Linked DNA regions of Homo sapiens: region 1 is linked to region 2. Evidence: read pairs that join two places in POLR2A ChIA-PET (ENCODE). Cell type or tissue: PC-9. All regions are shown on one strand. Links, peaks and the distances in the headings refer to the core of each region. The heading gives the core; the rest is flanking DNA. Region 1 overlaps RNF220 (ring finger protein 220). Region 2 overlaps RNF220 (ring finger protein 220).

The links. ChIA-PET counts read pairs that join two places held together with the same protein. Peaks named below come from ENCODE experiments on the same cell type or tissue, not always from the same donor. Only the 100,000 strongest peaks of a DNase experiment are listed, where the experiment ranks them.
Region 1: POLR2A ChIA-PET joins it to region 2 with 8 read pairs; 3 of 35 experiments call an interaction of 5 or more read pairs at or near these places.

What each region holds. Positions count from the first base shown.
Region 1 is chr1:44,582,678-44,595,584 of GRCh38, reverse strand. The region is part of intron 2 of RNF220 (ring finger protein 220); the gene reads right to left. Among named protein-coding and RNA genes, the nearest start is that of MIR5584, 44 kb to the right of the region's middle. RefSeq lists a silencer at 171-342. In PC-9, for the core only: no CTCF peak of the experiment used is centred there; a DNase peak (open chromatin) is centred at 7,564.
Region 2 is chr1:44,468,066-44,480,282 of GRCh38, reverse strand. All of the region lies in intron 2 of RNF220 (ring finger protein 220), which reads right to left. Among named protein-coding and RNA genes, the nearest start is that of RNF220, 69 kb to the right of the region's middle. In PC-9, for the core only: no CTCF peak of the experiment used is centred there; no DNase peak of the experiment used is centred there.

The sequences.
Region 1 (12,907 bases), core at 3,115-11,114, 110 kb before region 2:
GATGTGATCTGAGCATCATGTCCCTGAGAAAACACCTGCTTACTGATCCTGTCTTCTTCACACTGAGGCCCCAGAGCCCCAGCCTGCACACAACCCTGCTGTGCACTGAGCCCTGGCCCATCCTGTACCTGCTCCCCTAGTCTGTCCCGGGGAGCCAGATTCCCAGAACTCAGGAATGCCAGCTTCAGGGTGCAGGACTGGCTGGGCCAGATGGACCACAGGGCCCGGGCGTCCTGGAGGGGGTGGCCTAGGTGTCCGTGGCCAGTAGGTGTCGCTGTGGCTCCAGCACTGGGAGGGGGTGTTAGGCAGGGGCCCCGGAGCCGGCCGAGGTGTTGGGTGCCCTTTGGCCTCCCACCCCTACCTCGGGCCTTCCTTCACTCAGAGCCTTCACCAGGCTTCTCACACTTTCTTTAAGTGTCCATGGAACACTTGGAGGTTAATCTAAAACGCAGATTCTGATTCAGCAGCTCTAGAGTGGATCCTAGATTTTGCATTTCTACCAAGCTCCTAGGTGAGACCAGTGCTGCGGGTCTGTGGATGCTCTTTGAGTGGCAAGGTCCTAACTAAACGGCTCCATAGTGGGGAGGCACTGGCTCTGCTGTCTTCCAAAGCCAATCTTCACCCTCACTCCTATGTCTTTAAATAAAGCCCCGAATCAGAGGCCAAGGGTAGAGCCCCCTCTTTTTTTGGAGATGGGCTTAGCTAGACCAGCATGAGTTGGGCAGTTTCTAGAGAAGCTCTGAACCTAAACCTAACTCCAGTACTTTGAACCAACCCAGCCCTACCTCCTAGCCCAAGTCCTAAACTTCAATCCAATCCAATCCAAATTCCCCAAATTAACCCCAGTTCCCAATGGGCTATTGATTGCTTCAGTCCTGTCCCAAGACCGAATGCCCCCTTAGCCTCTCTGATAACCTTCCTGGTCCTCTGCCATACCTTCTTCTGGATACCAGCCTGAGCCAGGGCGGTGGGGCAATAGGGTCTGGGGACACATGCCTGGATCAGGCTCTTACAGAACTCAGCAAGGGAGCTCAGGCATTGCTCCAGACAAAGGAAAAGAGCAATTTGGCAGTCTAGTTGAGAACAGGCTCTCCCTGCTCTCCCAGACTCTCCCTGCAAGGCCATTTCTGTTGGGGAAAGTTCTGTCTCTGCCTTACCCCGTACGGCTCTGCTCTGCCCGATGGGCTCCACTTCCTGGGACGTGGGGAAGGCTGGGAGGAAGCATGTCCATTAGCCCAGTCCCAAGTGCAGGTGAAGGGGGTAGGATGGAGGGAGTGAAAGGAGGAGGAGGGAATGAAGTAACAAGGAGGGAGGGGGGGAGGCAAAGCGCCCTCCAGGGCTTTTCTTTTCAAATCAAAGTTTCTCTTGGGGGCCTTTCACTTTTCTTTTTCTGTCCACTGCCTGGCCCTTCTGGGTAGTGCAGAAGCGGATTCCTGCAGGGGTGGTAGGTTGTTATTCAAGCTGGACTATAAGAGTTTATCCCTTTTTTTTTTTTCTTTTGAGATGGGGTCTCACTCTGTCACCCAGGCTGGAGTACAGTGGTGCCATCTCAGCTCACTGCAACCTCCGCCTCCCAGGCTCAAGCGATTCTCCTGCCTCAGCCTCCCAAGTAGCTGGGATTACAGGTGCCCACCACCATGCCCGGCTAATTTTTGTATTTTTAGTAGAGTCAGGGTTTCACCATGTTGGCCAGGCTGGTCTTGAACTCCTGACCTCAAATGATCCACCCACGCCTTGGCCTCCCAAAGTGCTGGGATTATAGGCGTGAGCCACCATGCCCGGCCAAGAGTTTATCCCTTTTAAGTCTCATATTTTGTGATTTTTAAGAGTGCAATTATTTTATTTTATATCATTTAAAAATTTTTTTGAGACAGGGTCTCACTCTGTCACCCAGGCTGGTGCAGTGGCGATCCTAGCTCACTGAACCCTCGAACTCTTGAGCTCAGATGATCATCTTACCTCAGCCTCCTGAGGAGCTGGGATACAGGCCTGTGCCACCATGCCCAGGTAGTTTTTATTTTTTGTAGAAACAGGCTCTCACTATGTTGCCCAGGCTGGTCTTCAACTCTTGGGCTCAAGCGATCCTCTTGCCTTGGCCTCCCAAAATGCTGGGATTACAGACATGAGGCACCACCCTGGCCTGTTATTATTATTGATATCTTGTGATATTTAGCACTTTAGATATGAAAAATTTCTTTAGATAGGGAAAGGTAAAAGTTGCCTGAGGTCATGTTGGTCGAAAGCTTAAAAATGAAACTTTGGGCTCCTAATAGTCCGATGCTGTGTTCTGACTCCTACACTGAAAACATCTGGTCAAAGAAATCCTTATCAGGACTGTGATAGGACAGTGGGTCTCATCTCTTGCTGCCCTCTGCGGGTCTAGGGCATGGGATGGAACAGGGAAAAGGGCTTTGCCAAACAAACTGGTGGGTCCCTGTGGGCTGGCTCAGGCTTGGGCCTGTGTTGGGAGAGAAGATTGGGTATGGTCTGCTCCTGGATCTGTTCTGTGTCTGCCTGCTGGGCTTCTGTGACCAAAAGAGAGAGCTGTAGAGACACCATGGCAGCTCTGGGCCCATCCCCCCCATCAAAAACTCCTTCCTCTCTCCTCAAGCTTATATCCTCATTTCTCTCCACATGGCATCCCCCTCTACTCCCACTCCCTGCGTCCTATCCTGGTGGCTCCATTGTAGGCAGAATGCGAGGGCCAGGGCTGGGCTGTCATAGGGAACAGGAGTTAGGCAAAGAGCTGGGAGGGCAGAACATGAGCTTTGGCCTCGGGGAGACCTGGTCTTGAAAGCACCTGGAAGCATGGCTAGCCATGTGTCTTTGGGCAACTGCTGTAACCCATCCGAGTCTTCTTTTCCCCACCTAGAGACTGAGGATGATAATACTCACCCCCACCTTGCTTTAACAAATGAATGAGAGGAGCGTGTACCACCTGAAGCACAGGGACTTGCAGAGTGGCTCTCAGCATGCCTTCCTGCCCCAAGCGGGGAATCACAGAGCAGGTATGGGCCTGGGAGTGCAGAGGGCGGGGGCTGCCAACCTGGGAGCCCACAGGCTCTCGAGTTCCTCCTCCCAGGAAGGCCTGGCCCTTCCCCAGGCACAGTGGTCAGTGGCCAACAGGACAACACAGGGCTGTGTCATGAGGAAGGCAGCTGCGTAGGGGGCTGGGCTGGATGTTGTGTGCAATAAGGGCCTGAGACAGAGGGGCAGCTGGGAGGCCTGGCCAGGCACAGCCTGTTACCAGCTGCGCAATGGGCCTCTCTGCCCTGCCACCACCAGCTCCCCCTAGCTGAAAAGTGCCAGTCCCAGGCTCCCTTGCTCTCCTAGCTCTTGGTTCTAAGCACAGAGTGGTGCTGCGGGAAGGAATTCGGGGAAGTATACCACGACTGAGGCTGGGTTGGCTTGAGGCAGAGCCTTCCCTCGCCCTCTCTCTCTCTGTCTGTTGGTCTGTTTCTCCCTTCCTTCTTCTCTCATTCCTTTCATTTTTATCATGTCCTTTTCCAAACTTAGTCCTGGAACACCCTCAAAGATTGTGGGCCAGTCCTCTGGGGGTGTGGAGTAAGGAGTGAGGCCCAGGCTCAGAAGCTCACAGGATGGGGGACGGCTTGAGCACCTAAGATACCACTGTGAGGATGAAGTGAGGAGTAAGGAGGAGGAGGAGGAGGTCAGGGCTCGGAGGTGGAGAGGGCTTCCTGGAGGAGAGAAGTCTGGAGTGTCAGATGGCAAGAGAAGGAAGAGTGGAGTGAAAATTAAGACAAAGGCCCAGAGGCAGCCCAGCAGGACTAGTATGGCTGGAGGAGGAGGAGGACAGAGGAGTGAGAGGGTCCAGGCTCTAAAGGTGAGTGGGGCCTCCCATGGGCCTTCTTTCTGCGGGCATTTCAGAGCCGGGAGGACTTATAGACCATGTTGTTGCCCCCTCAATATTTAGACAGGAAATTGTGGCTTGTGACTAGAATATTCCTTTGCAGAAGTTCACGCTCTGGCCATGCCTCTAACCACACCCTAATAAGCCAGGGACTGGCCCAGCACAAGGCAGTTGGATCCTTAGACATGGCGGACGTAGCTGGAATTACTGACCTCACTTAGTAAGAATAAAACCAAGACTCAGAGAAGTCAAGCAAGATACCTAAGTCCCACTGCAAGTGCATAATGGCTCTGGGACTTGAAAGGACTTAGATTCCTTAGCAAGGCCTGCAAGGGCATTGCGCATGGACGATAGGTGACCTGCCAGCCTCCTCTCTTGCTGCCTCTCACCTTGCACACCATTGTCTTGGTCCCACTGAATTCTTTTGGTTTCTCAAATGGGTCTTTAAACATGTTGTTCCTGGCTGGGTGCAGTGGCTCATGCCTGTAATCCCAGCATTTTGGGAGGCGGAGGTGGACAGATCATCTGAGGTCAGGAGTTCGAGACCTGCCTGGCCAACATGGTGAAACCTTGTCTCTACCAAAAATATAAAAATGGCGTGGTGGGTGCCTGTAATCCCAGTTACTCGGGAGGCTGAGGCAGGAGAATCGCTTGAACCTAGGAGGCGGAGGTTGCAGTGAGCTGAGATCATGCCACTGCACTCCAGCCTGGGTGATAAGAGCGAAACTCCATCTCAAAGAAAAACCAAACAGCAAAAAACAAAACAAAACAAAAACCATGCTGTTCCCTCTGCCTGGAAAACTATCTTCCAGGGCTCAGCTTCAAGGTTAACTCTTCTAGGAGGCAGTACTATCAGAAGCATCTGGCTAGATTGTGTGTCCTCTAGCCCCCAAGACTTCCCTAATTGTGATTACACTTTTACTTGTCTATTTCTTTAACAGGGCCTGGCACAGTGAGTGACATCAAATGAATGAATTAGTGGAAGGTGAATGAATCCTCCCTGGCCCCCCCGCTTCCTATTCATCATCTCTGGTATCAGCGGCATCCACTCCCCATGGCCTCCTGAGTAATAGCACTGGGCATGGAGCTGGACTGAAAGAACAGAGCCTGCCAGGGGCAAACATTCTGGGGAGCGGGGAACCGGACACAGCAGAGAATCACCCAAGTTTAGTTCAATGCAAGACCTAGCCTAAAGCAGGATGTATTCAGGGCCCTACATATAAAGCCACTGTTGAGCCATGAGAGCTCTGAGGAAGCATGGGGCTCCTGCAGGCTGGGAAAGTACCACTGAGAGGAAGCCCCGTGAAGGATGGAGAATACTGAGATCATGGAGAGCACAGGACCACAAGCTTGGGAGCAGGGGGACACAGTAGTAGCAAAGTTGGATGGAGGAAGGATTTCAGCCCCTCCCCGGACTTTCCTTGCCCAGCAGGGCTTGGGCTGCCCAGCTCACCAAAGGGCCTCATATGAGTGATTGCCTGGAAGGCTGGTCCTTCTAACATGCTGAGTGGATGAGCTGGGATGTCCTAAACCACACCTGTGAATCCTGGTACCAGCCTGCTCCTTGGCTCAGGGATCATCACAGAAAACGCATGCTCTGAAGACCATACCTGGGCCAGCATCCGCACTGCCACAGAACCACACACATCAGCCCCACTGTGCCCTGTCCATCCCCATATCTGGCTTTGCCTTGGGCCCATGACCTTCACCCATTTTTCCTGTAGCGTTTTGCATCTTAATTTGCACCAGGGTCCAGAGCCTGCTCACCTCCCGTGCAGCCTTAACTTAAACCAGCTGATTGTGTGCACCCCTTCTCCCTGCCTCATACCCCCAGACCACGAGCACCTTGAGTCAAGGAATCATCATATTCTTTGTAGTCCCAGCTTAGGTGTTGTTTATAAACATATATTAAATTAACTATTGGTAGAGACAGAAATATAAGACACAAGGGATGAGGATTTTGCCTCCTTAAGCCAGTTTTTCCATGTAAAATGGAGACAGTAATTCCTATGACCTGGGAATCCTGTGAAACCTAAGTGAGGTCAAGACTGTTATGACTCCACCTTTAGGAGGTGGATATTCCTTTTTTTTTTTTTTTTTGAGATGCAGTCTCGCTCTGTCACCCAGGCTGGAGTGCAGTGGCATGATCTCAGCTCACTGCAAGCTCCTCCTCCTGGGTTCACGCCATTCTCCCGCCTCAGCCTCCCGAGTAGCTGGGACTACAGGCGCCCGTCACCACGCTTGGCTAATTTTTCGTATTTTTAGTAGAGACGGGGTTTCACCATGTTAGCCAGGATGGTCTCGATCTCCTGACCTCATGATCCGCCCACCTCGGCCTCCCAAAGTGCTGGGATTACAGGCGTGAGCCACCACGCCCGGCCAGGAGGTGGATATTCTTGTTATACCTATTTCACAGATAAGAACACTGGGGCTCAGGGAAACATGGTGACTTGCCGAAGGTCACACAGCTGGGAAATGGAGGGTTGGGATTCAAATGAATGCTTCTGGCACTGTCTCACTGTATAGCTTCCTGGGGAAAGTGAAGTTTGGTGGGAGGTGTAAGTCATGTCTAGAAGACAGATATGGCTTTTCATCTGACCAGTGGGTTTAAAGTTCAACCTGCAGCACACAGCTGAGCAGGCAAGTCAGAAAGGAGAAATAGTGGGAAGGGGCATGCCCTGGAGCCAGGGGGCCCCTCAGAGAGAAGACACAGCCTTGTCCTGGGAAGCCTGATAAATTCTAGGAGAGGAGGCAGGCCTCAGGCACATGACAGGCAGGGTGAGGGTTGGTGGAGAAGTACTTCATGGCAGGAGAGGCCTGAGATGGCAGAGTCTGAAGGTGGGAGAGCCACTAGAAACTGATGGCAGGAAGAAGTCCACCCCAGCCTCGGTAGTCATGACCTGAACCCCAGGTAGGGTTGGGGTTTGGTCACCTGCCACCCTCCTCACACCTGTGCTGGGGCCCTGCTCATAGCCAGCCCTAAGCTCCAGCCACCTCTGCCCCCTGGCCCAGCAGTCGGCCCAGCTGGCTCACCTTCTCAATCAATACTGTGCTCTTAATGGGCCCAGCTACCAGCACCAACCAGGGGCATTAAATGTTAATTATATCTATTTGGATTTGAAAAATTTTATTACTCGAGTTAATTATGGTTGGAGTCATAAAAAGGTTTCAGAGTGAAAGGACTGCCTTATTGGGGCCACTTTCCCCAAGACAGATTGGAAAGGCAAAGAAGAAATAAAATCATCTGGCTTAGAGGGCGGCTACTCCACATCCACCAGGCTGAGCGTGCTGGGCTAAGGACTCTGAAGCCTCCAAGGGAAAGGCCTGAAGAGCAGCTCGCCTACTGGCCGTGCTGGTGCCCGGGATGCAGGACAGGCCTGTCTTGGCAGGGCAGGTCTGCCGCTTGGCAGCCCCAGCAGGAGAGATGCGGTCAAGTAGAGAAGGGCTCCCTGCCAGCGAGCCTCCATGGGAGCTGCCGTCCTGCTGAGAACAGCCCGGCTCCCAGAGATCAGGATTGCAGGATATGCCCAGGGCTCCTCTTCAAGTGGTCCAAATACTGGGACCTTCTCTTGCCCAGCTCTACCCAGCCCTGCCTGATTGCTTCCTGCCAGCGCCGCTTATGATTCATGGGCCTGACCTTGGGCTATAAGGTGTTCACTCTAGCGGGTACAGAGGCAGGATTTATGGCCTCGGGGTCAGCTGTAGGCAATGACACAGGCAATAGCTGACTCACAAGGGTGCCCCATCCCCAGCCCACACATAACTCTCCCTTGCACACACAGGTACACACACACATCTGGACATAGCCGCAAATGCACATTCATGCCAGGAGCTATCTCACGCACGCATCTGGTAATGGGAGTTCATTTGTGGAGCAAGCACTGTGTCTAAGGTGCTTTACAAGCATTTGTCTAATCCTTAACACTGCCCCTGTAAGGCCGGTCCAAGCCAGAGCTACTCATTTTACAGAAGAGGAAACAAAGGCTCAAGCAGGTTAAGTTATCGGAACACATGTGCCCTAGAAGAGAACCAGCCCTACAGAGAACCCTGATGCCTGTCTGTTGGCCAGGGAAACTAATACCACCAGAGAGCTAGACTACAGCAGCCTGCGGGGCAAGAGAGACCATTCCACCCCCTCCCTCTTCCCTGTCAAAGGAGCCGAGGCCAGCACAGAGGGGGCGGGAATGTTCCCCATCTCTTTCCACCCCCTCCTTGCCACAAGGTGATGAAGAGAAGGGGAAAAATGCCTTAAAGAAGATACAACAGTGGCCGGGCGTGGTGGCTCATGCCTGTAATCCCAGCAATTTGGGAGGCTGAGGTGGGCAGATCACCTGAGGTCAGGAGTTTGAGACCAGCCTGGCCAACATGGTGAAACCTGTCTTCACTAAAAATATAAAAATTAGCCAGGCGTGGTGGCGGGTGCCTGTAATCCCAGCTAGTAGGGAGGCTGAGGCAGGAGAATGACTTGAACCTGGGAGGCAGAGGTTGCCGTGAGCCGAGATTGTGCCACTGCACTCTAGCTTGGGTGACAGAACAAGACTCCGTCTCAAAAAAAAAAAAAAAAAAAAGGAAGAAGAAGAGAAGAAGATACAATAGTGGAATTTCAAACTGCACCAACTTTAAAAAAAACAGAAGGAACTGGGAATTAGGGGGAATTTGCCCATGTTGTTAAGGGATCAACTGCCCATCCAAGGGCAGTTGAGGTGTCTCCGGTAGAGACTGGAGGGGGACAATATTTCATATATAAACTTTTAATTATCATTGTTATGATGCGGTTACTGAGAACCCCATGTAAAAGGAGTTAGCCACTTCTCTCTTCAGCTTAATATCCATTGCCTCCACTTGATTTTCCATCTTCCCTCAATTTTCAGAACTTTTGTCTTTTCTCCAAAACCAGTGCCTACTGTCCCTTAGAGCCACTTCTCTCCATCCTCAGCAGGGACCTTGCCCTTGCGATATTCCTCTCGCTCTTGCATTTTTGCCACGAGAGCGGTCCTTTCTCCTCTGTCTTCTACGTTGTGTGTAACTGTCTCCTAAAAGGGCCAACCCTTCCCTGGACCTTGCCGCTTCCTCTATCTCCTTCCTTTCTTCTGTCTTCTAGTCTGCCTCCTGGAACAAGGACCTGTGCCTGTCGCCTCATTTCCTTCCCCACCGTCTGGGATGGAGCTCTTATCGCTGTCCTGGTGTCATCCGCAGCAGCTCCCTGGGTCCCTGGAGCTGTGACCCCCTCCTCAGGCATCTGGGGCTCTTCCTCAGCGCTCCTGTCCTCCTTTCCACACCACCCTCTATCCTTACCTTGTCCCTCATGCCTCTTCCACTGACCTGATCCGGGGACCTTGTCACTGCTGTGCCCTTTGCTCTTAGAGAATTTATCTTTTTACCCTCTTGAACGTCAACTTTCCAGGACTCCCAAACCTGCCTCCAATTTGATGTCTCTCCTGAATGCCCACACCGAATTGTCAACTGCCCAAAGGACATGTCCATTTGGACTCTCCATTGTCACCTCCAGTGAAACATGTTAAGTCAGAAATAATTATCTTCTCTTCAAAACAGCTCCCTTTCCACCACCTCATTTCTTCCCATTAAATAACTACCTAGACTCCCCAAACACAGAACTACTGATTAAATTATTACATTAAACAAATGTTTTCCAGGTAACTACCCTATGCAAAGCCCAAATAGCACAGGGCAATGGGGGTGGAGGTGGGAGGCAGGAAGAACAGGGAGGCAGCCTGATGACAACAGAGAGTGAAGGTTTTGGAGTCAGGTAGATTCGGGTCTACAGCCTGGTCTGCTGCTTGCCAGGGTATAATGTTAGGCAAATTACCTAAACCAAACATAGCCAGAGCACCTGCTGTGCACCATGCTCTGACCTAAAGGTCAGACAATCTCACAACAATCTTCCCAACGGTGCTATGATTATCCCATTTTAGAGATGAGAAAAAGAGAGAGGTTAAGGAACTTGCCCAAGGTCACACAGCAGAGCCAAGGTATGAACCTAGGTGGAGGCTGTGCTTATGGTCACTGTGCTATATTTAACTTCTCGTGGTCTCTGCTTTGTTCTGTTTTGCTCACTCTTGTGTCACCAGCCCCTAGGATCCCACTAAATATCTGCTGAGTAAGAGATGACAAACAAATGACTGAAATGCATCTATTGGATTTGATAGTTTGAAGTTGTTGCTGACCTTGGCAAAAGCAGGGTCAAGGGAGAGGTAGGGACTTAGGTAGAACAGCCATGGTTAACGGAGTGAATGGGAGGGAAGCAGTGCAGACAGATGTCAGGCATGACACTGTTCCAGAAGTTGGAGGGAGGAGAGAGAGGGATTGCCGTTGTCTTAGGAAGCACAGGGTCTGGATTTTCTTTTTGGTGTATGAAAGAGAGTTGGAGCTCCAGGACAGAGGATCACTGCTGGAGCCAGGCTTCAGACGGACATGAGGAAATGGGATCCCAAGTGCTAGCAGAGGGAACAGTTCCTGCTAGTGAGGGACATTAGTCTACTGGAGAGATAGATGGGTTAAACAGACCTGGGGACGAGAGGCACTAGAGGAAACCCACGGGGCCTGGGGAGTCAGGAGACGGGAGATGACATCTTAATACCATCTTTGTCAGGAGAGCCAGGTGACCTGGTGGGTAGACATTTGGGCTTCTCTCCTCTGCCTTTCCCTAGGATGCATGGTGACAGCTCAGGCAACTGGATTAGAAATGCTACTTCTGGGCTGGGCGTGGTGGCTCACGCCTGTAATCCCAGCACTTTGGGAGGCGGAAGTGGGCAGATCACTTGAGGTCAGGAGTTCGAGACCAGCCTGGCCAACATGGTGAAACCCCGTCTCTACTAAAAATACAAAAAGTAGCCAGGCGTGGCGGCAGGCACCTGCAATCCCAGCTATTTGGGAGGCTGAGGCAGGAGAATCACTTGAACCTGGGAGGCAGAGGTTGCAGCGAGCTGAGATGGCGCCACTGCACTCCAGCCTAGGCGACAGAGTGAGACTCAGTCTCAAAAGAAAAAAGCAAACAAACAAACAAAAAACAAAAAGAAATGTTACTTCTGGCTGTGCCAAGACAAGCTTGGGGAGCAATTCTTGGGCTACATATACCTGAGCCCCACGTTCCAGTACCTGCAACTACTGAGGGACAGCCAGCTAGGGTTTCCCCACCATCCTGACAACCTTCAGGGGAGCCAACTCCTATTTCCAGAGCTGGAGCCAGCTAGGCTTTCCTGAGTGCAGCAATAAAAGGGGAAAATCAACATCCCAATGATCTTGTTTATGGTGCTAAGTAAGCTGCACAGCTTAATCCCTACGAGGTTAATGAATTTACGACTTGCTTTGGAATTTGACAAGGGCTATAAAAGAGGAATGAACCACGCTCTGGACAGCTCCTTCCTAGCGGCTGCTAGGGTTGGACTAGCTTGACCCGCCCTGATGAAGGAGGGGTGAAGACGTAAGTGGTGGGTTCATGGCCAATTGTCTGGGTTCTGAATTGAGTGGACCAAAGGAGGGACAATCTAAGGGCCAAAGGACATTTCCTGTAACCCTCTGGCTAGGTCAGGGTGAGCAGCCTGGGCTGCTCGAGCTGGAGTTCCCAGGTCTTCAGGTGACCTTGGTGTCTTGGGCAAGTCATTTAACCTCTCTGAGCCTCTGTTTCCTCATCTGGAAGAGACACGATGCTATGTACCTCATGTTGTAGCTGTGAGAATGATGTGAGAGAATGCATGTAAAGGAACTAGCATTGGATTTGTATATAGTAAGTCCTCAAAAAATGTTAGTGGTGGTAATTATCATTTCATTCTGTCTTAAATCATAATTTGCTGTCTACTTGTCTATGCCCCCACCATTTATCCATCCATTCAGAAATTCAATAAATCTTTACTGAGAAATTAGACTGCGTGCCAGGCCCTGTGTCAGATACAATTTGGAATGAGAGGCACATACCTTAAAACACATTAAAAAGAAAGGAGATTGGTGCTGGGAAGGAAGGACGTACAGGTTACCCTGAATGCACAAAGAAAGAAGTGGCTGAACCTGCCTCTCTAGTCTAAGCCAGTTTTGAATAATGCCTTCTACTGATAGAGCACTTAGCACATCACAGAAGTGATGTTCTTTGATTCTTTTGATTCTCGAAATAATCCAGTAATGACCACATTTTCTAAATCAAAAATTAGAATCCAGTGTGACTACATGGTATGGCAATAGGTCAAAACATTTGGAATAGGGACAGGTTAGAAAAGCTGGGACATGCTGAACTTCATAAACAGAGAGGGCACAGATTTCTAGTATCTGTTTGAACAGCTATGAAAATGAAGCTAAAATTGTCAGTGGGAGAAGTGAGGCTTCATCCCATTCATTCACTGATTACTTTGCGAGAAGCCAAGGGCAAGGACTGTGCTGCTTACTTCTGGGTACACGGAGCCTAGAATAGAACCTGCAGAGATTAGAGCCTCAATAAATGTTTCTCACATGAATAATGAATCTTTGTATAAGTATATATATATATATATCTGCTTCTGGAAGCAAAATTCAAAAGAGAAACTGATATTCATCATTTTCTCTTTTTCCCCTCTCATATTGTCTTGAAAGCGCTCTGGCTGGGATTGACAAGCGTTCCCTTTTTGCCAGTTCTGATGGTTAAGTCTCAGTAATCCTCACCGGACTCCACGGACAGTGACTTGAGCTCAGTAGATCACTCCCTTCTTCTTCTTCTTTTTTGGAAATGGAGTTTTGCTCTTGTTGCCCAGGCTGGAGGGCAATGGCGTGATCTCGACTCACTGCAACCTCCACCTCCCGGGTTCAAGCGATTCTCCTGTCTCAGCCTCCTGAATAGCTGGGATTACAGGCTAATTTTTGGTATTTTTAGTAGAGATGGGGTTTCACTATGTTGGCCAGGCTGATCTCGAACTCCTGACCTCAGGTGATCCACCCGCCTCGGCCTCCCAAAGTGCCTTTTTTTTTTTTTTTTTGAGATGTAGTCTCACTATGTTGGCCAGGCTGGAGTGCAGTAACGCGATCTTTGCTCACTGCAACCTCCGCCTTCCGGAT
Region 2 (12,217 bases), core at 2,605-10,604:
GGCATGCACCATCACACCTGGCTGATTTTTTTTGTATTATTAGTAGAAATGGCATATCACCATGTTGGCCAGGCTGGTCTCAAACTCCTGGACTCAAGTGATCCACTTGCCTTGGCCTCCCAAAGTGCTGGGAGTAGATGTGAGCCACTGTGCCCTGCCTTTGCAGTCATTTTAAATAGCAAGGTGCTGTTATAACTAGAACAACAAAACACAAAGATATGTGACATTGGCTTTGGGACTAGGCAAGTGGGCAGCAAGGAAGCTGGTATAAAAGCCGGGAATAATAGCAACTTGTATTATTTAGTGGTAAACTTGTGACTAAACTACAATAATTTGGAAGGCAGGAAACGTATCTTATAAACTAGCAAAGGTGAAGGAGGGGATCTTAAGGCAAAACATTGCAAGCATGAGCTGGCTGCTTTTAGCTGTATTTGATGAAGCACTAACAAGAAAGTGATAAACTCAGAAAACTGGCTAGTTTGCAAGCAGGATTCAGTGGGAATATAGAGAACCCAGAATTTGTGGGGTTGAAAAATAAAACTTTCTCATCTCCAATCTCTCTAGTAAGAGATTTTCAAATTAAGATCCATCCTGGGGCTAAAGACCTAATCCAGAGTGCGGCAAGAACGATACTGTTTCCAGGTGAAGTCAAAATCAAGAGTATTAAGCTCTGAAGGAAATCAGATGGCATCTAATAGGCTCTTGCAGCTGAAAATGAAGCTTGTAGAAAACTTAAGAGCAAGGTTCTACAGCAGCCTGACATTCCCAGTACTTAAGTCTCGGTAGATTCTGTCTTGTAAAAATTGTGGGTGTGGCTTGTGGTACATAGAGTTGATGAGTATAAAACACATAAAAATCCACAAAGTTGGCCGAGCGCGGTGGCTCACACCTGTAATCCCAGCACTTTGGGAGGCTGAGGTGGGCGGATCACGAGGTCAGGAGATCGAGACCATCCTGGCTAGCACGGTGAAACCCTGTCTCTACTAAAAATATAAAAAATTAGTTGGGCACTGGTGGCAGGCGCCTGTAGTCCCAGCTACTCGGGAGGCTGAGGCAGGAGAATGGCGTGAACCCGGGAGGCGGAGGTTGCAGTGAGCCGAGAATGCGCCACTGCACCCCAGCCTGGGCGACTGAGTGAGACTCTGTCTAAAAAAAAAAAAAAAAATCCACAAAGTTTGTGAGAGAGCTGTATTGGTGAAAGACTGCCTGCTCCAACGGAAAGAAACAGAGACTATTGAAGATGTAAAAAGATTTCTGGGGCCCCAAATTTCTACAAGTAGGCAGTAGGCTGAAAAAAGCTGCTCACCCACAAAAATTATTTAATATCTTTTTCAGAAGTGTCCATGGGTGATGTCCAAGGATGATAGAAAAGGAAGGTCTTCCAGAGGAGTGCACCAACAGCCACGGGGAACAATGGATGGGAGATCCAGAATCAGAGCCTAATCAGAGAGCATTCTCAACCCCTAGGACCGTGGGACCTGTCAACATTTGCCCAGTAGAATTTCAGAACTGCTATGGACTGGCGATTTCTGATTTCATTTCTCTCTCTCTCTTTTTTTTAGAGACAGAGTCTCGCTCTGTTGCCCAGGCTGGAGTCCAGTGGCATGATCTCACCTTGCTGCAACCTCTGCCTCCCAGGTTCAAGTGATTCTCTTGCCTCAGCCTCCCGAGTAGCTGGGACTACAGGCATGTGCCACCACGCCCAGCTAATTTTTGTATTTTTAGTAGAGACGGGCTTTCACCATGTTGGCCAGGCTGGTCTCGAGCTCCTAGCTTCAGGTGATCCACCCACCTTGGCCTCCCAAAGTGCTAGGATTACAAGCAGAAGCCACCACGCCTGGCAGTTCTTCCCTTTTTTTTTTGAATGGAATAATTTATTGCTGCTATCCTGTATTCTACCACTGTATGTTGAATGGGATTTTTTTAAGTTCTTAGGTCTTCAGATCAAGAGAAACCATATTTAGGCCTGATATACAGATGATAAGATCCTGGATCTTAAGCCAAGTACCATGATTTGAGTAAAAATTGGGGGAGGCTGCATTTGGGAGGCGGAGGCAGGGAGATCACTTGAGGTCAGGAGTTTGAGACCAGACTGGCTAACATGGTGAAACCCCGTCTCTACTAAAAATATAAAAATTAGCCGGGTGTGGTGGTGCATACCTTGTAATCCCAGCTACTTGGGAGGCTGAGACAGGAGAATCGCTTGAACCCAGGAGGCAGAGGCTGCAGTGAGCCGAGATTGTGCCATTGCACTCCAGCCTGGGTGACAGAGCGAGACCCTGTCTCAATAAATAAATGAAATAAAAACTGGGGGAGTCTTGGGATTGTGGGTGAATGTATTTTGCAGGTGGGAGGGATGTGAATATTCACAAAGAAATGTACTGTTGTAGATTAGATTATTGTTCAAAAACATTTACTCCCCAACTACCTCCATGGAGAAGTTTACCTGCTTCTTGACTTTTGACTCAGTTTTGTGATTGTTTTGGCTAATGGCACATTAGCAGATGTGACCCAAGCATGTACTTGTGTGCTTGGTCCTCCTGGAGAGAAGAGCTCTCCCCAGGTAGCTACTGTCTATTCAGCCTAAGCTGCAGAATGAACATCTTTGGATTAGACCTACTACAAGGAGCAGAGGTTCCTGGCCAAGCTGAGCTTAGATCAGATCACCTACAGATGCATGAGAAGTAAGTGCTGTTGTATGCAAAGGAGATTTTTGTGGATGCTTTTTATGTAGCAATAGCTGATTGGTTCTCATTCTTCAAATGCAAACAAGCATTTTTCTGCCTCAGGACCATTAAAATACCTGTTCCTTCTTTTTGAAATGTCCTTGCTCATTGCAGGCCTTAACTTCAGTTCTTAATTTAAATGCATTTCATCAGAGACCACTCTTGATAGATCACCCTATTATTCTAGATAGTTGTGCGATTTATTTCACAGCATTCATCCGCATTTGTAACAATAAATAATTCTATGTTTACTTCTTTTCCCCACTGGACTATAAGCCTTACAAGGGAAGGGACCATGTTCATTTATTCACCAATGCATTCCCAAAGTGTAGGATTAAGACTGGTGGATACTGGACTGCTAGTAAATATTTACTGAATGAAAGAATTTTTTAAGTGAGTGAATGAACTTCATATGCATATGTTAGGAAACACTTTGCATACTCTTTGAGCAGCTTTAGAAAATGTAATTCAATTTCTTTCCATTCCTCTTATTTTTAATAAGAATGATTTTGTTCCCTTCCTAATGAGCTGTGCTTCCCAAGGAATTAGGTTGCTTGCTTGGTAGCTTAACCAACCAATTTGGCCAAAACACATAACTGATGGGCTCTTTGCTTACACTTTCCCTGCTTGCTTCTGGACCAGCATTAGGACTCTGGGTCAAAGATGCAGCTCAGGCCATCTGCTGTTTCTGCTAAGGCCAGAGCAAACTTTTTCATAAAGTTTGATTAGTCTATCCACCCTGAAAACACAAGCACGCTCACAAAAATCCCATACAGACACACAGAGCTTGCCTCAAGGCTGTGACAGAAACCTGAAGCCCAAGGCTATCTCTAGCCTGATGGTTGCAAGCCCACAACCCAGTGACTCTAACATCTGCCTTCCCTAGGCTCTCTCAAGCTTCCTCCCTGTAGTATTTGCTGCCCCAACTACAAGGTCTCAATAACAGTCTTTGCAATATTTCTAGGGCCACAGACCACACACTGTGAGAGAAAGAGGGCCTGGGAAGCCTGGAGATCTTCTCCTAAGGACAGGGTAGAAACAGCAGTCAGGGCATGGATCCCGGTACAACTACCCAGCTAAGCTCATTGTTTCTGGAGGTTTGGCTTTCTGGCTTTTCTAACTCTAAATTTCTTCAAGTCAAGATCTTTGACTTTAATCTCCGTACTTTTCTATTTTCTTTTCCTTCTTCAAGGCATTAAACTTTTATTAAACATTATATATGAGTTACGTGAAAGTTATGAAGCCCAATAAAATGAACATTTGTGAACCACCATCCCACTTAAGAAATAGACCATGACTACTCACAGTTGGCATCTCTTATGTGCTCCTTCTGGACCCCAAGTCCCTACTTCCCCATCCCACCCACAGAACTAGCATCTCAGATTTTTCTCCCCCTCAGGTCCCTATTTTCTTTATAGCTTACCAAATATATATATATGTTCTTAAGCAATATATTGCTTAGTTTTGCTTGTTTTGGAACTTTATAAGCATGTATATCATACTGTATATATTCTTCTGCAACTGATTTTCTTTTTTCTTTTTCTTTCTTTTTTTTTTTGAGATGGAGTCTTGCTCTATTACTAGGCTGGCGATCTTAGCTCACTGCAACCTCTGCCTCCCAGGTTCAACTGATTCTCCTACCTCAGCCTCCTGAGTAGCTGGGACTACAGGTGTGCGCCAACACACCCAGCCAATTTTTGTATTTTTAATAGAGACAGGGTTTCACCATGTTGGCGAGGATGGTCTTGATCTCTTGACCTCATGATCCACCTACCTCGGCCTCCCAAAGTGCTGGGATTACAGGTGTGAGCCACTGCGCCCAGCCTCTGTAGAGATTAATACACTCAATAATGGCACCCAATAGATGATAAATCCTATTACAGAGAAACTCTCTTATTCAATGCATTGGATGATTAATCTGAAAAGTCCTGTATATCATTAAACAGAGATATATACTTACCTTGAACTTTTTTTTTTTTTTTTTTTTTGAGACCGAGTCTCACACTGTTGCCAGGCTGGAGTGCAGTGGCTCGATCTCGGCTCACTGCAACCTCTGCCTCCCAGGTTCAAGTGATTCTCCTGCCTCAGCCTCCTGAGTAGCTGGGATTACAGGCATGCGCCACCATGCCGGCTAATTTTTGTATTTTTAGTAGAGACGGAGTTTCACCATGTTGGCCAGGCTGGTCTTGAACTCCTGACTTTAAGTGATCCGCCCGCCTCGGCCTCCCAAAGTGCTGGGATTACAGGCATGAGCCACCGCGCCCAGCCTGAACATTTTATTTTAACTTAAAAAATATAAATATAGATTCATTCTCCAAGTTTTTGATGTAGGGCCAAAGGTATGTGTCTGCTGACTGGCTTTTCAGATCTTTCCTGCATAAATCACACCCAAAACACATTGTCTACAATTTTAGTTTTTAGTGGAACAAGAACTTAAAGCAATTAGAGTGCAAATTCCTAGACTGTTGTGATTTTTTTTTCCTCAGTCTTACCCACATATCTTTCAACAGCAATTATTTTAGGGATTCGCCATAATTTTCAACTTGGCTTTCATAGAAAAAAAAAATTCTCCAATTGTATATCACTGCGTTTACAAAATACAGTTGTCCCTTCGTATCCATGGCGGATTAGTTCCAGGAGACCCTCCAGACACCAAAACACTTGGATGCTCAATTCCCTTATATAAGGTGGCATAGTATTTTCATATGACCTTCACATATCCTTTTGTATATTTTAAATAATCTCTAGATACTTACAACACCTAACATAATGCAAATGCTATGTAAATAGTTCTTATATTTATATTTATATTTATTTTTGTATTGTTGTTTTTGTTTTTATTTTTTCGGAGACAGGGTCTCGCCTTGTCACCCAGGCTGGAGTGCGATGGTGTGATCATAGCTCACTGCAGCCTGGAACTCCTGGGCTTAAGTGACATTCCTGCCTCAGCTTCCCAAGTAGCTGGGACTACAGGTGCATGCCACCACACACAGCTAATTTTTAAATTTTCTGAAGAGACAGGGTCTTGCTGTGCAGCCCATGCTGGTCTTGAATTCCTGGTCTTAAGCGATTCTCCCTCCTTGGCCTCCCAAAGTGTTGGGATTACAGGTGTGAGCCATACCACTCCCAGCCTATTATTATTATTATTATTATTATTATTATTATTATTATTATTATTTTTGGAGACAGAGTCTCGCTCTGTCACCCAGGCTGGAATGCAATGGCGTGATCTCGGCTTACTGCAACCTCCGCCTGCCGGGTTCAAGCGATTCTCCTGCCTCAGCCTCCCAAGTAGCTGGGATTACAGGCACACACCACTAGGCCCAGCTAATTTTTGTATTTTTAGTAGAGACGGGGTTTCACCATGTTGGCCAGGCTGGTCTTGAACTCCTGACCTCAGGTAATCCACCTGCCTCAGCTTCCCAAAGTGCTGGGATTATAGGCGTGAGCTACCACACCCGGTCTATTATTATTATTTTTTTATTTTTTTTCTTGAATATTTTTGATCCGTGGTTGGTAGAATCTGTGGATGCGGAATCTGTGAATACAGAAGGCCGACTGTACTTAATGAAATTAGGTAATTGCAATAATAACTAGCACTGGTATAAAGAGGCTTAGAAACAAGTACAGCTGAGTTATGGTAAGCACACAAGATAACGCATGGGAATGGCAGTAAGTGGCCATACTGTATACTAGCAAAACCATCAGCCAATAGTATGTCGTGGGCATCAGTTAGAATGTTTTATACAGGATATACAGAGTGTCGGTTAACCAGGCATGTAAGTTAGGTGGAAGTTGGATGAGATAGCTACGATATTATTATTCTCTTTGTTTCTACCATTGACCTAGTTACAGAGCCCAATTATCTTCTCAGCTGACCCCTCTGAAGGAAATTATCTTCAATCAGGCTTGGTTCACTGTTGAGGTTTGCCCCTGGCCAGAAAGGAACAGAGGAACACATAGACTCCCCAAGAAATGAAGCCTAGTAAGTTGGAAGAGATTTTAAACTATTTAGTTTTCAAAGAGTTACTCCTGATTTCTGAGACCCGCCCCGCCCCCCGCCCCCGCCATCCCTGATGAGCTGAGATGGGGAGAAAAGTTCCACCTTTCTACACTGTCCTGTGATGGGGCACCGCATTGTGGAGAGGAAGAAGGTCTGACTTTAATTAGTCAGACCATCACCCTACTAAACTCCACTGAAACCAAAACAAACCAGGCAGTCCCATATGTCATAAGAATTAAAGGCATGGTTCCCACTTCCTAACGATGCTTTTACAGAAACCGTTCCACTGTAAAACTTTATGATTTGAATCTTTATAGCCGCCAGCAGAGCACATGTTCACTGCCTTAAATTATAACTTAATCACAATAGAAGCTGACTTTCCAGCCCTTTGCAGTCAAGACGGGAGAAGGAAGGGGCCTCCAGAACAAACGGCTGCTATTCCTCTGCCCACCTGCCTCCTCCTGCCCTGCCTAGTGTAGTCCCAGGAAAGCAGAGGACGTGGGGAAACACACACCTCACAGCCCAGGAAAACCTCAAAGCCAGAACCTTCCAGTATGGTCTAGAGACATGAATATCATCCTGTCCGGAACGTATGTGACCTAGTTAGGGCAAAGTGAGTGCTGCCGAGAAGCAAAAGGCAAGAAGGATCAGAGGGAGAAAGGCAAGGTGGCAGGGAGCCACAGGCACGCGCACCCATCCCGTCACCCTGCTGGCCCAGCTCACTGCATTCCTTAACTTTGGTTGACATCCTCTATTGTTGCAGACTAGTTTGACAAAAAAAGGAAACAAAAGCAAAATATCCCCACCTCTCCTCAGTTCAACACAGCTAAAACAGAAAGTGTGAGAAGGAGAGTGACAGAAGCTGTTGGACCGGAAGGCTGAGGCCAGATCCTGAAGGGCCTTGTGTGGCACACTCAGAAATGTTTATTTTATCCTGTAGGCAATTGGGAACCATTCAAAATGTTCAGTACTGAAGCAACCTGATGAGATTGCCTTTCAAAAAGACTCTACATTCAAAGAAGATACACAAACGGCCCCAAAATGAAAAGATGCTCAGTATCATTAGTCACTAGGGAAATGCAAATCAAAACCACAATGAGATATTGCTTTACACCCACTAGGATGGCTATTTTTTAAAATCCCAAACAAAACATAACAAAAAAACAAACCAGAAAATAAGTGGCACCCAGGAAAACTGGAACCCTCATGCAAGGCTGATGCAGGAATGGTGTAAATGGTGCAGTGGCTATCGAAAAGAGTTTGGCAGTTCCTCAAAATGTTAAACATACAGTTATCACGTGACCCAGCAATTCCACTCCTAGATATATACCCAAGAGAACTGAAAACATATGTCCACACAAAAACTTGTACAGCAATGTGCACAGCAACATTATTATAATAGCCAAAAGGTGGAAACAAGATCCATTCCATCAACTGATGAATGGCTAAACCAAATATGGTACATCCATACAATGGAATACTATTAAACCATAAAAAGGAATGAAGTATTGAAACATGCTACAATAGTAGTAAAACTTGACAACATTATATTAAGAGAAACAAGCTAGACACAAAAGGCCACAGGTTTTATGATTTTATTTATGTGCAATGTCTAGAATAGGTAAATCCACAGAGATGGTAAGCAGATTAGTGGTTGCCAGGAGATGGAGAAGAGGGGGAATTGAGAAGTACAGGGCTTCTTGTTTTTGTTTTTTGTTCTTTTTTTTTTGAGATGGAGTTTCGTTCTTGTTGCCCAAGCTGGAGTGCAATGGTGCGATCTCGGCTCACCGCAGCCTCTGCCTCCCGGGCTCAAGTGATCCTCCTGCCTCAGGCTCCAAGAAGCTGGGATTACAGGCATGTGCCACCACGCCCAGCCAATTTTTTGTATTTTTAGTAGAAACAGGGTTTCATCATGTTAGCCAGGCTGGTCTCGAATTCCTGACCTCAGGTGATCCGCCCACCTCAGCCTCCCAAAGTGCTAGGATTACAGGCATGAGCCACTGTGCCTGGCCAGTATGAGTCTTCTTTATAGCGTGATGAAAATGTTCCAGAGTTAGAGGGTGGTGATAGTTGAATGACATTGTGATTATACTAAAAACCACTGACTTGTACACTTTATTTTATTTTGAGATGGAGTCTCGCTCTGTCACCCAGGCTGGGAGTGCAGTGGCACGATCTTGGCTCACTACAACCTCTGCCTCCCAGGTTCAAGCGATTCTCCCGCCTCAGCCTCCTGAGTAGCTGGGATTATAGGCACCCAACACCTCGCCCAGCTAATTTTTGTATTTTTAGTAGAGACGGGGTTTCGCCATGTTGGCCAGGCTGGTCTCGAACTCCTGACCTCAGGTGATCCACCAGCCTCGGACTCCCAAAGTGCTAGGATTACAGGCATGAACCACTGCACTCAGCCAATGACTTGTACACTTCAAAATGATTAAAATGGTGAATTTTATCTTTTTTTTTGAGATAGGGTCTCACTCTGTCACACAGGATGGAGTGCAGCAGCGGGTCACTGCTCACTGCAGCCTCGAATGCCTGAGCTCAAGTGATCCCCCTGCCTCAGCCTTAGTGGAGGTGGAGGTCAATGCTGAAGTCCAGTGGGTTGGGAATGAATGGGAGATAAAGAAGCGGAGAAGGTCACCTTCTCAAGTATTCATTGAATGTCTCCTATTTGTCAGGCCACGATAGAGAGGAAATCCTTCCAGCAAGCTTTTGAAATAATAGGAAGGGAAGAAATAGGAAAGTAAATGAGGAGGATGCAGGAAGAGGACGGGAGGGAAATGAGAGAGCCAAAAGGACAGAAGGGTCCAGCTAGAGAGCAAGAAGTTTAAGGTTGATGAGTTCTTAGTGATGAGGTTCACAGTGTGGACATGGGACTGGACAGTGAAGTGGAGTGGTGGTAAAGGTCTATAGAAATTAACAGGCCAAGAAACTACAAATGTGAGGGATCAGATCATTCCATCCAACAAATGAGGAGGAGTGGAGACTGTCAGAGAACAGACAATGACAGAAGCGAGAAGACAGTAGAATAGTGGAACAGCAAGGGTCTCGAAGAAGGGGGAATTGTGTGTATCCATTTTATTTTTCTTTTTTACACATAAATAAACCTGTATATTCCACTACTAGCTACTTAGTAGACACTCCATAAATAAATGTTGCCAACTGACTGATGTGTACTCTCAAAAGCATCTCAAAGCTGGCATGTTCTAAACTGAACTGTGATTCCCTTCCAAACTTAGTTCTCTTCCATTGTTATCTGTCTCATCTATTCCACTGCACATGCCAAAATCTTAGGAAGCATTATTGACATATTTCCTTCCTCTTTGTCACTCTTGAGATGGAATCCATCATCAAGTCTTAACAATTTTACTTCCTAACATCTCTCACTTATGTCCACATTGCTCTACTTCTACCATGGTGGTCTAAGCACCCATCATCTCCTGTCTACTTTATCTGCCTCCTTACTCACCTCTGCACATCTGCTCTTGTTTCCCTGCAATGCATTCTCTACTCTGCAGCCAGAGACATAGTTTCAAATGTGACTCTGATCAGGATGTGTGTCCTTTACGCCTTCATCCCATTCAAACCCTTTAAGGGATTCCCATTGTTCTTAAGAGTAAGAACTCCTTAATGTCAGACTCCTCTGCAGCCTCACCTCGTACTATACTTTCATACTATTTTCAGTCTTTTTCAACCTAGTGCTTGTCACTATCCCTCCTGGTAGGGCCTTTGCACCTGCGATTGCCTCTGCCTACTGTTTTTCCTCTCTGTTGCCTAAACGCCTATTCATCCTAATCAGTTCAACTTTGCAAAAATTTTTGTCTGGGTAATATCATACTCAGGCTCTCATAGCACTGCATAATTCTTCTTCACAGTGCCTGCTACAGTTGCAATGTTACATTTGACTAATGCCTGTTTCCATGAGGACAGGGACTGTGCCTCACACATAGAAGGAACTCAGTAAATATTTAGTGAATGAATGAATGAATGAATAATATACCAATAAACTTGCTCAGTGGTGTTAAGTGGCAGATCTGGGACTGTGTCCCAAGAGGAAATGTATTAGGGGGGAGGTTTGAAAAATGAACTCCAAGATCCCTTCCATTTCTGAGATTTGTGCTTTCTAGGTGAACTTCTATTATTTTCCTTCCCTTCCTTTTCTTAGGCTGGTTTGCCTGGCCTTATCTATACACCTCCACTGGGTACCATAAAGAATTAAAGACCCTACGGATTGGAAGGAATTAGTTCCTTCAGATGTTGGAAACCTTTCCTTTATCAGATGATTCAAAGAGACTCCTTAACAACAACCTTAATAATTGGTTATTTATTCTCTACTTAAACACATCTAATAATAGAGTTCAATTCTTCTCCAAAGGATTCCCTGTGGGTTTTCTTTCCTTTAATAATATATAAATTAGGCATCTTTTTCATATGATTATTGGCCATTTATATTTCTTTCTAAAATGAGTTCTCATATCCTTTACCCTCTTCTGTTAATTTTTTAGACTGATTTATAAACTCTCTGTAGATTAAAGAAATTAGCCCTTTGTCATATTATGTTGTAATATGTTTTCCAGTTTGTTGTTGATCTTCTGATATTGTTTTTGGCATCTAAACAATTCTATTCTTTTTTTTTTGAGACAGAGTCTCGCTCTGTTGCCCAGGCTGGAGTGCAGTGGTGTGATCTTGGCTCACTGCAACCTCCGCCTCCCAGGCTCAAGCAATTCTCGTGCCTCAGCCTCTCAAGTAGCTGGGATCACAGGTGTGCATCACCATGCCCGGCTAATTTTTTTGTATTTTTTTGTAGAGACCGAGTTTCACCATGATGGCCAGGCTGGTCTCAAACTCCTGACTTCAAGCAATCCACCTGCCTCAGCCTCCCACAGTGCTGAAATTATAGGCATGAGCCACTGCGCCTGGCCTAAAGAATTCTATTCTACATGGAACAAAATTTAAAAGATACAAAAGATTATATAATGAAAAATAAATCTTCCTTCACTCTTGTTTTCCAGCTCAATTCCCCTCCCCAAACGCAAGTACTATTAAAGTTTCTTGTATATCTTCCCAGGGCTTGCCTAAGCAATAACTTATATATATAGCTGTTTATCTTCCTACAACACACACAAAAGGCAATAATGCACTCCGCTTCCACGTCTTGCATTTTCACTTACGACACAAGATATATCAGAGACCTTTCCATATCAGTACAGGAAGAGCTGATAGATATTGCCAAATTGCCCTCCATAGAGGTTGAACCAATTTACACTCTCATTAGCAATATATGCGAATGTCTCTTTCCACACCTTTCACCGGTACAGGCATACCTTGTTTTATTGCACTTTGTAGACATTACATTTTTTACAAATTGAAGGTTTGTGGCAACCCTGTGTTGAGCAAATCTATCAGTGCCATTTTTTTAACAGCACGTGCTCACTTTGTGTCTGCGTCACATTTTGGTAATTCTTGATCTTTGATGTTACCATTGTAA